Regions from separate parts of the Homo sapiens genome. Here region 1 is linked to region 2. Evidence: chromatin contacts called from ENCODE Hi-C or POLR2A ChIA-PET data. All regions are on one chromosome and are shown on one strand. Each heading gives the region's core, a stretch centred on a gene start or an enhancer-like site at or near the end of the contact. The rest is flanking DNA. Distances are from core to core; before and after follow the strand shown. Region 1 overlaps CAPZA1 (capping actin protein of muscle Z-line subunit alpha 1). Region 2 holds the start of WNT2B (Wnt family member 2B).

What was found. A loop is a pair of places that touch in the nucleus more often than their neighbours do. ChIA-PET counts read pairs that join two places held with the same protein, here RNA polymerase II (POLR2A). Pooled maps may share reads with other maps.
Region 1: a pooled map shows a loop between it and region 2 (2.1-fold over the local background). The contact joins the enhancer-like site here to the promoter of WNT2B in region 2. A Hi-C loop is called at or near these places in 2 of 50 pooled maps. POLR2A ChIA-PET finds 5 or more read pairs at or near these places in 5 of 52 experiments (AG04450, BJ, Caco-2 and 2 more).

What each region holds. Positions count from the first base shown.
Region 1 is chr1:112,632,654-112,637,078 of GRCh38, forward strand. All of the region lies in intron 1 of CAPZA1 (capping actin protein of muscle Z-line subunit alpha 1), which reads left to right. It also overlaps the pseudogene RNU7-70P. Among named protein-coding and RNA genes, the nearest start is that of CAPZA1, 15 kb to the left of the region's middle. RefSeq lists a silencer at 3,151-3,250. Within about 2 kb of position 2,943, at least 4 of the 41 ENCODE cell types and tissues checked have a DNase peak (open chromatin) inside an H3K27ac peak, as active enhancers do; they include endothelial cell of umbilical vein, where a contact is called at or near this core.
Region 2 is chr1:112,507,350-112,512,085 of GRCh38, forward strand. It overlaps WNT2B (Wnt family member 2B), which reads left to right and starts at 1,616. Exons shown (of 5, transcript NM_024494.3): 1 at 1,616-2,095. The coding sequence starts at 1,914. RefSeq lists enhancers at 884-1,427, 2,352-2,851 and silencers at 1,405-1,534, 1,545-1,654, 1,715-1,794, 1,855-1,964, 1,958-2,252.

The DNA.
Region 1 (4,425 bases), core at 1,693-4,192, 130 kb after region 2:
GATGTACATAATTGCTTTAGTAAATAGTCAAGTGTTTAAGACATACCAGAAAAGCAATTATTCCCTAGAGTTTGTAGAATGTTTTAAAGTGAAATTGCTCTACTTAAAACTAACTTGCCTGACTTCCCTACCTACTTATGTCTAATAAAACTCTTAATTGGCTACTAATAGAGAAAACAATTTCTAAAGACTATTAAAATGACTTTTGAAAGAGTGAATGTGAAGCAAATTATTTGGAAATGCCAGCATCTATTTTTTATAATGTTGATTCTGATTTAAGATATATCTTTATGCTTTCAAGTCTTATCTCTTGCTGATAATGATAAACTATATACATCTACAATTTTATTTCTAAGTACATTCTGTGTATCTCCAGGTCTCAGCTGGGAAAATAATATTTAGTTTATTTAGAATTTTAAGAAACACAGATAACAGTAACTTTTATTTAGTGAAACCAGTACTGTATACATTATTACTAACTGTGGTCACCATGCAGTGCAGTAGAGCACTAGAACTTATTTTTCCAGTCTCACTGTAACTGTATACCCTCTAATTTCTATCTTTGATATCTTTCCTTTCCCCATCCCTTCCCTGACCCCTCAGCCTCTGGTAACCACCATTCTATTCTCTGTTTCTCTGACATAGGCTTTTTTAGATTCTGCATATCTTATAGTGAGATCATACAGTATTCATCTTTCTGTGTCTGGCTTATTTCACTTAGCATATATCTTTCAGGTCCATCCTTGTTGTTGCAAAAGACAGAATTTCCTTCTTTTTAAAAGCTGTATAGTATTCCATTGTGTGTATATAACACATTTTCTTTATCCATTCATCTGTTGAGTTGATTGATACTTAGGTTACTTTTGTATCTTGATTATTGTGAACACTGCTGAAATGAACATGGGGGTGCAGATATCTCTCTGACATACCAATTTCAGTTCCTTTGGCTATCTATCCAGAAGTGAATTTCCGAATCATATGGTAATTTTAGTATATTGCGGAATTTCCATGCTGTTAGTATTTTCCAAAATGGCTGTACTAATTTACATTCCCACCAACAGAAGGGTTCCTTTTTCTCCTTATCCTGGCCCAAGACTTGTTATCATTTGTCTTTTTGATAATAGCCATTCTGACAGGCATGAGGTGATATCTCATTGTGGTTTTAATTTGCATTTCCCTGATTAGAGATGTTGAGCATTTTTTCATATATCTCTTGCCCATTTGTATATCTTTGAGAAATGTCTGTTCAGACCGTTTGCCCATTTTAAAATTGGGTTATTTGTTTTCTTGCTATTGAGTTGTTTTGAGTTCCTTATATATTTTTGGTATTAGCCCTTTATCAGATGTATAGTTTGCAAATATTTCCTCCCAGTCACTTAGTTGTCTCCTCTTACTGTTAATTTTCTCCTTTGCCATACAGAAGCTTTTTAGTTTGATGCAACATCCGAAATATCTTCAAATGGGAAAAACTCCCTTAGGAAATAGCATTGAATTCTGTGCAAGCAGAACTTACCAGGATAAGAATAACATCCTGTACATATCTCTTTCAGGAAAAATAAATGCAACTATTTATTCTTGAATACTTTTGGAATGGGTTAGAGTGAAAATAAGTAAAATAAATATTTACGGAGGCATAGTTTACTACTATTATACTTTCTTTAAGTATACCCTATTTGGAAAACTTTAAAAACTTTGAAATATGTGTTATTACTTCAAAGGGAAATTGGAACAGACATTTTCATAAAGCTTTTTTGGTCAGTAAAAAGTTGTGTAGTTATTGGTGGGGATTATTATGATGGCAATGATAGAGAATATAAAGTGGCTAGGACCCAAAGGATTTCTAGAACAAGAGGATTATTTTCTTTGAAGTAGTAATTTGATAGTAATTTGAAGGGTTTGCTCAGTTTATAATTTAAAGTAAGAGTTATCCTGCTGTGACCAGTTAAGATAACAGTAGCTGACATTTATTGAGCCTCTCCTGTTATATTTTAAGTATTCTGCTAAAGATTTGACCATATATTGTCTCATTTAATCTTTACAACAATTTTTTTAAATTTAATATTGGGTAGGTTGGTTTCTGGTGAAAACCAGAAAACCTGCTACACAAATTCTAAAAGAGCTGTAACAACTCCCAACAATTTTTAAGGAGTACATACTATCCCACTTTAGGGAGAGGATGTGGTTCAAAGAGATTTTTAAGTGACTGAAATTCAAAACTGGGTCTGTCCAATCCAGAGCCTATATTTTTCCATTTTGCCATAGTACCTCATAATAATCTTTAAAACTGAGAACATTTCCTTTACATCTTCTTATTCAAAAAGGATTTTGTAAATATTTACTCATTGCCTGCCATGTGTAATTTAATTTGCTAGACCCTGTAATATATAGAAGAGGAAAGCAAGGCAGTTTCCCTCCCAAAAAAACTTGAGTCTTTGGAGGCAGACTAGTATCTATAGAACTAATTATCAGTAGCAGTTATATTTTAGGTGCTATGATAAGCATTCAAATACACTTTGAACACTTTTTACGGTTGGGTTGGAAGAACCCAACCTTAAAAAATGGGAAGGATTTAGACAGACCAAGATAGGGAGAAAGGCACAACTTTCAAGGAGAGTATGAGTCAAGGCCAAGAGGTGAAATCTTTAATACATTCAGTAGACTAATGAAGGAGGTAAAGATTTTTATTGACCAGGGAGACATGCTGGCAGAGATTTGGCTCCTAAAGTATACAAAACTGGGGTGGTATAAACTGACCAGGCCTTTGCTGATAAGTGGAATGTGGATATTATCTAGCGAAAGAATTCTCCCTTTTCTGTCTAGAATTATCCACCAGTGCCCACAAAGAGTTGCAGTTGTTAAATATTTAACTTAAAGTTCGTTTGTATGTGTTTGTCAAGGACTTTTTTTTTTTTTTTTGAGACGAGTAGCTGGGATTACAACACCCAGCTAATTTTTGCATTTTTAGCAGAGACAGGGTTTCCCCCTGTTAGCCAGCTGGTCTTGAACTCCTGACCTGCCTCGGCATCTGAAAGTGCTGGGATTATAGGTGTGAGCCACCGTGCCCGGCCCAAGGAAATAATTTTAAAAGCTAGTGATGGCTGGGCTTAGTGGCTCACGCCTGTAATCCCAGCACTTTAGGAGGCTGAGGCAGGCAGATCATGAGGTCAGGAGTTCGAGACCAGCCTGGTCACACGGTGAAACCCCACCTCTACTAAAAATGCAAAAATTAGCCAGGCGTGGTGGCAGGCGCCTGTAGTCCCAGCTACTCAGGAGGCTGGGGCAGGAGAATTGCTTGAACCCGGGAGGCGGAGGTTGCAGTGAGCTGAGATCGCGCCACTGCACTCCAGCCTCGGTGACAGAGCGAGACTCTTTCTAGAAAAAAATAAAAAATAAAAGCTAGTTATGAATAGGTGCAATGTTGATGAAATGTGTGGGGTCTGTTATTAAAAGATTATCTAATAAGCTACAGTTTTATAAATTCCTTAGGACATTTTCTTAAGATTCTTGCTAAAATATGGTATATGAAAATCTAAGAAAATTAAGCCACTTCTAGGGAAAATGAAACTTAGGACTTTTCAGTGCGACTGATTTTTAAACTTTCAGTACAGATACTAGTAATGTGAAAATGAAATTTTGAATCTTGCAAGGATTGGTTTATTATTATTTCCCCCTTTTAGAGGTAAGAGAATAAGACGAATGGGAAGAAATTGAAATTTAGGAAATCTTATCTTTTGTTGGTTATATATTTTAAATCCCCCCTTTTTAGGTTAGGAACAAAATATAATTAATTTTATGCTAGTAATTTTATTGTAATATTTAAATATATGAAAGAGGAAATTATGTAAAAGCCTCGGATAGTCTCCCTTTAAAATATTCAAGGAGTTACACCGTTTAGTGTAGATACTATCTGATGAATACAGTGTGTAGTGAAACTGTTACTTTATGAAATAGGGACAGTTTTTTAAAGGCTTTTTTTTTTAAGCAGCAGTTCAGTTTTTGTTCAACTAAAACCTTCATATTAGTGATTCTCAAGTTAGAGGAGCTGACATACCTCCCCTTTATGGGAGATAACTGCCTTCTTTCTTTCACTCTCCCACCCTTGAGAATGATTGACTAAATCACTGTTAATGAAAATGTCATCCCTCATCTGTATTGTAGCAAAGATATTTTTTCAGTCACTAACTGCTTAGTCATTTCCCTCTCCCCTTTTGCTCTATTAATTTCATCTTAGCTTTGACCCAGTTTTGAAGTTGGATAAAATGTTAACTTTTAAACTTATTTATCATTTTATCTATTCTTCTCAACTTTGTAACAACTGCATCTTTCACAAGCATAGCTTTGACTCAATTCTTGGTTAAAACAGTCTAAAAGGACAGTCAAATTCATGTGACACACTAAAGGTAATCCTCCAGACTTATACTTCCT
Region 2 (4,736 bases), core at 366-2,865:
TAGCACAGTCCTGGCATGTGGTAGGAAATAAGTATTTGTTGAATTAATGAATGCACTCATCACCTTACCACAGAAAGTGGGGGTAAAGGAGTGTCACTGTAGGTTGGGGACAGGAGGGAAGTGCTTGCAGCCCCTTCCCACTCTGCCCGCCCACAGAAGTTGGGGCTGCGGAGTGAGGGGCGCTAGGACCCGGAGGCGGTGGGGAGAGAGGTTAAAGGTTCCTCTGAAACCTTCTCCACTATCTCTGTCTCTGAGATGTCTGCAGCCAGCTGCACCCCATCTGCTTACACTCGGGAGGCACCTCTAACGCCACCACCGCCCCCCACCCCCAACCAAAGACTGACAGTGAATTTGGAGTTGGGGGCATCGGCAGTTACTAGTAAGTTGTTTACCCCAGGACTTTAAAATCATATGAGGAGGCAGGAAAGACACCTGCGAGGTGGGAGAAACTGAGGCTGAAGAAGCGACTGGAGCCAGATCCCAGGTGAACTCTGAACTCTCGAAGTTAAGCCCAGGATTTTAAAAAGAATTTTACTTCTGACGGAGGGCCACAGTGCCCGCAGGGCCCGTACCTGCTATCCTGGGAGGTTTGAGGGTTGGGGTGGTGGGGAGAGGAGAGTCTCTTTCGGCAGACTGCACCTCCCCACCCCTTCCCTATTTACCACGCCCCCAGGCGCTGTGCGGGCGGAGGGAGGGTGAAGGAGCAGTGGGGAGGAGGCAGGGCGAGAAGACGAAGGAGGGAAAAAGCTCCAGGGCTTCCACTCTCTCGGCAGGACCCCCACCCTGGCCTCTGGTGCGGGAAAACCTCCCAGCTGTTTCTGATTCTTTCATACTCTCAGCCCCGCCCGAGAGGGTGGAGGACCGAGGCACAGAGGGGGAGCGGGGAGAGACTGAGCTCCGCTGAGCCCAGGAGTAAGGGGCGGGGAGTCCGCAGGTGCCCCCTTAGCGTCGGCAGTCGATTCCCGGTCCGTAAAGAAAAGCACCCGGGCCGGGCAGGCCGGGCAAGCAGGAGCCAGGTCTAAACGTGATGCATTGGGGGTGGGGGGTGCAGTGGCTCAGAAGAAGCAGGGGCGATGAGCTCTAGCTGAAAGCATCCCCTGCTAGAAGCCGACTGCCCACGGCGCTCCTGTAGGCAGTGTTGAAAAGGTAGTTAAGACCTCCAACTCCCGGTGGCAGGGACTCTACCCATTTCACAGAAGCGCAAGGATGGAGGAAATGAGTGCATCCTCCGTGCTCAGCGCCGGTGTCACTGTAGGTTGGGGACAGGAGGGAAGTGCCCGCATCCCCTTCCCGCTCCGCCAGCCTGGCCGTCACCCATAGAAGTGGGGCTGCTGAGTGAAGGGCGCTAGGACCCGGTGGCGCGGTGTCGGCAGGGACTGGGCGCTTGGGGCGCAGGAGGGAGCCGCGGCGTCCCGTCGCAGCGTGCGGGAGCAGGTGGGGGTGCAGCGCGGTGGCGCGCGGGAGCCCCGAGGGGCGGAGGCGGCTGCTACACCTAGGGCGTCGCGGAGCGCCCCGGGCTTGGCGCGGGCGGAGCCGCCCTAAGGGCCGCGCGTGTCCCCGGCCTCGGCCCCGCCCCGTCCCGTCCAATGAGAGCCCGCGGCCGAAGGGGCTGTCCGCACACTAGGCCCGCAGCTCCCTTCAGCGCCGCAGACCCCCTGACACCGCACCCGGTCCTCAGGCAGCGCGCCCCAGACCCCGGGTTCGGCACGCCGTCGTCGGCTTCCGGACATCGCAACTTGCGCCCCTCTCGGGGATCCTCCTCCCGGGCTCTGGACCCCAGGTGATCCTAGGTCCCCAGCCGCCGGCGAACACCATGGCCCCCCAGGGGGGTGAGGTAGGAGCAGCCTGAGTACCCCCAGAAGGTGCCCCGTCCACGCCCCTCCGGGCTGCGCGGCGGGAGTCTTCGGGGAGCTATGCTGAGACCGGGTGGTGCGGAGGAAGCTGCGCAGCTCCCGCTTCGGCGCGCCAGCGCCCCGGTCCCTGTGCCGTCGCCCGCGGCCCCCGACGGCTCCCGGGCTTCGGCCCGCCTAGGTCTTGCCTGCCTTCTGCTCCTGCTGCTGCTGACGCTGCCGGCCCGCGTAGACACGTCCTGGTGGTAAGTGTGGCTCTCAGGCTGGGCGGGTGAGGCGCTTGGTAGGAGAGGCCGGAGGCGCCTGGAGGGACTGGCTGCTCACGGGACCAGGCTGTTGCTTCGACGGGTTGGAGACGATTCGGGCAGGACTGTCACTGAAATCTGAAGTCGCGGGGTGGCGGGAGGGTGAGGCGCCGCGTCTTACACGACTGGTGAGAAAGGCGCTGGGCATTCGGAGCAAGGATGCCCGGTGGTCGCGGCTCCTTAGGCCTCCACGTGCTGTACCCCCTCTATTTCAGCTCAAGCCCCTTAGGGCAGAAGCTACCTTCCGAGTTTCCCTCAGGGTGAGTTCAAGGAACGAATAACCTTCCAGGGCCCGCAATAGCTTCGCCAGGGCCCCAATCGCCTAAGGTCGCCCTCTGAGAGGTGGAGAAAGGGGCAGCTCGCTAGTCTAGCCCACCCATACCACAGGAAGGCTTTGGTGAGGCAGCAGCACCCAGCCGAGGCTTAGAAATGGAATCGAGGCAAAATTTACCCCATTAACTCCCACAATTAAAACAAACAAAACGCATGGGTTTGCATTATCTAGGCATTTGTCTTCAGCCACCGTTTTGAGGATGTCACTTAGGAAACTTTGCCTCCCTCCCTTCTTCCTATTCTTTCCCATCTCCCATTTCTCCCCTCCAAGAGCCAGAGGGCTGCGGAGTCCCAAGATACTAAGAGACCCCCTCCCCAGATTTCTTGCAGGCCCTAGACTCCAGACACTTCACAAGAGGGCAGATGAGGCAAAAAGGCATTACAGATCCACTGGATGTCTCGTGTCTGTTCTTTTTAGAATCCTCCCTGCCCCCTACTCCTTGGATGGCACTCATCACCTTCCCGTAGGAGAAGGAGCTGCTTTCCCTTCTTCCCCACCATGGGGAGAGGGCAAAGCAGGGAGAGTTGAACCTAGAAAAGACTCAGTCTTTCCTCTTCACCCCACAATCAAACTGGCCTCTTGGACTAGGCTATTGCCCCTCTCCACCAGGCAGTGCCTCCCGTCCTTTCCTTACTCCGTTCTTCTTCCCGTGCAAGCCCCCCTCCCCGAAATGTGGTCTCTTCTCTCCTTGCACCCTGTGGCTTTTCTCCTCTTGACTTGGAATCTTGGCTGAAGGGTGAGGGGTAGCTGGCCGAGGGGCCCGCCAGCTTGGGCTGCAGATTCCTATCATTTCAAGATGCCGTCTCTCCTTATCCCAACCCCCACCCCCTGTTTTCCTGTTTCAGAAAAATCTCTTTTGAATTTTTTTTTTTTAAATCTCTGCAGTGTTGGGGAAGGCAAGGAGGGGGGGTTCTGGTTGGGGGAACAGAGAGGCCTATATCTTACATCTGGCTTGAAACATTCTTTTAGAAAGGGAAAGGGGAGAAGGGGGATGAGGAGAAAAACCTTTCAAAGTTCTGAGTGAGATCAAAGCTACCTTTTGCCTTCATGAGCTTGGTCTGGCTGGGGACTTGGCATCTTCAGGGTCTTTGTTGAGACAACATGAAGTAACCGCTGCCCATCTTTATCTGGCTCAGACAGCAGTTTGCTTTTTGGGACTCTTGATTGCTTCTTACCAGTTTGGGATATAGTCTTGGGGACCAATTGGTGTTTGGGTGAGGAAGTGTCACTCTGGTAATTTCAGCATCCTGGCAGTGGTTCCTAAAGACCCAAATGGGGGTCTTCCTAGTTCCCATTTTGTACTCTTGACTACTCCCTCTCCCTTTTCCTTTCTCCCTCTACTACCCTCCCCTGATGTGGTTCATATTAAAGATTCTGGAAAAATTCCTGGGTGAAAGAGCTAGGGAGGGAGGGAGGGAGGGAGGTGACACAGAGTGACTTAGCAGCCCCTGTGAAAAGGAGGAAGGCTGCAACAGGGCCAGGTTGGGAAGTGGGTACAGAGGTTGTTTCAGCCTCCTTGCTCCACACCTGTCATAGCTACAGGCCCAGATGCCTGCCTCAGTGATCACCACTTGTGGGATAAGGTGAAAAGCTACCTTCTAAGGGCAGGCTAAGCCCCCAAGCCTTTCTCTTAGGAAAAAACCAGCAAGATTGATGTTCTGTACAACCCGTGGAAGAGAAATGCCTGTTGACTCTGGTGTGTCCATGTTCCACTCTGGAGCAGAAGGCCATCATTTTCACCAGTTAATATTTGGATTTTTCTCATAGCTTGAGATTCTTCCCCTTACTCTCTAACCACTGCCCTCCCTCTATCTATCCTAAACAGACCAAGAAATAGGGAGCTTCCGGCATGTGCTTTCCTGTTTCATTTTGCATTCTGTAGGGGGTTGGATGTAGGGAATCACAAGAACAGGATTGTATTCATAGGCTCACAAAGGGAGAGAAACACAAAGTGGTATCATATTGTTAGCACTACTTTTACCAACAGCAGTTGCTTTTAATAAGCCCTTACTGAGCTTCAGGCACTATGGCCAAACACCTTATGAGCATGATCTTTGTCAATCTGAAATAATCCAGTGAGATGGGTTCTATTATCATCCTTATTTCACAAATGAAAGTGAGGGATGCTGTGGCATTAAGAGCAGATTCATGGAGGCTAATAGTGTTATCTCTGTGTTCAAAGTTCTATATGTGCTGGGCTGAATCATGTACACTAGGGGCTGTACACGAAAGGAGGAAAGAAAAAAA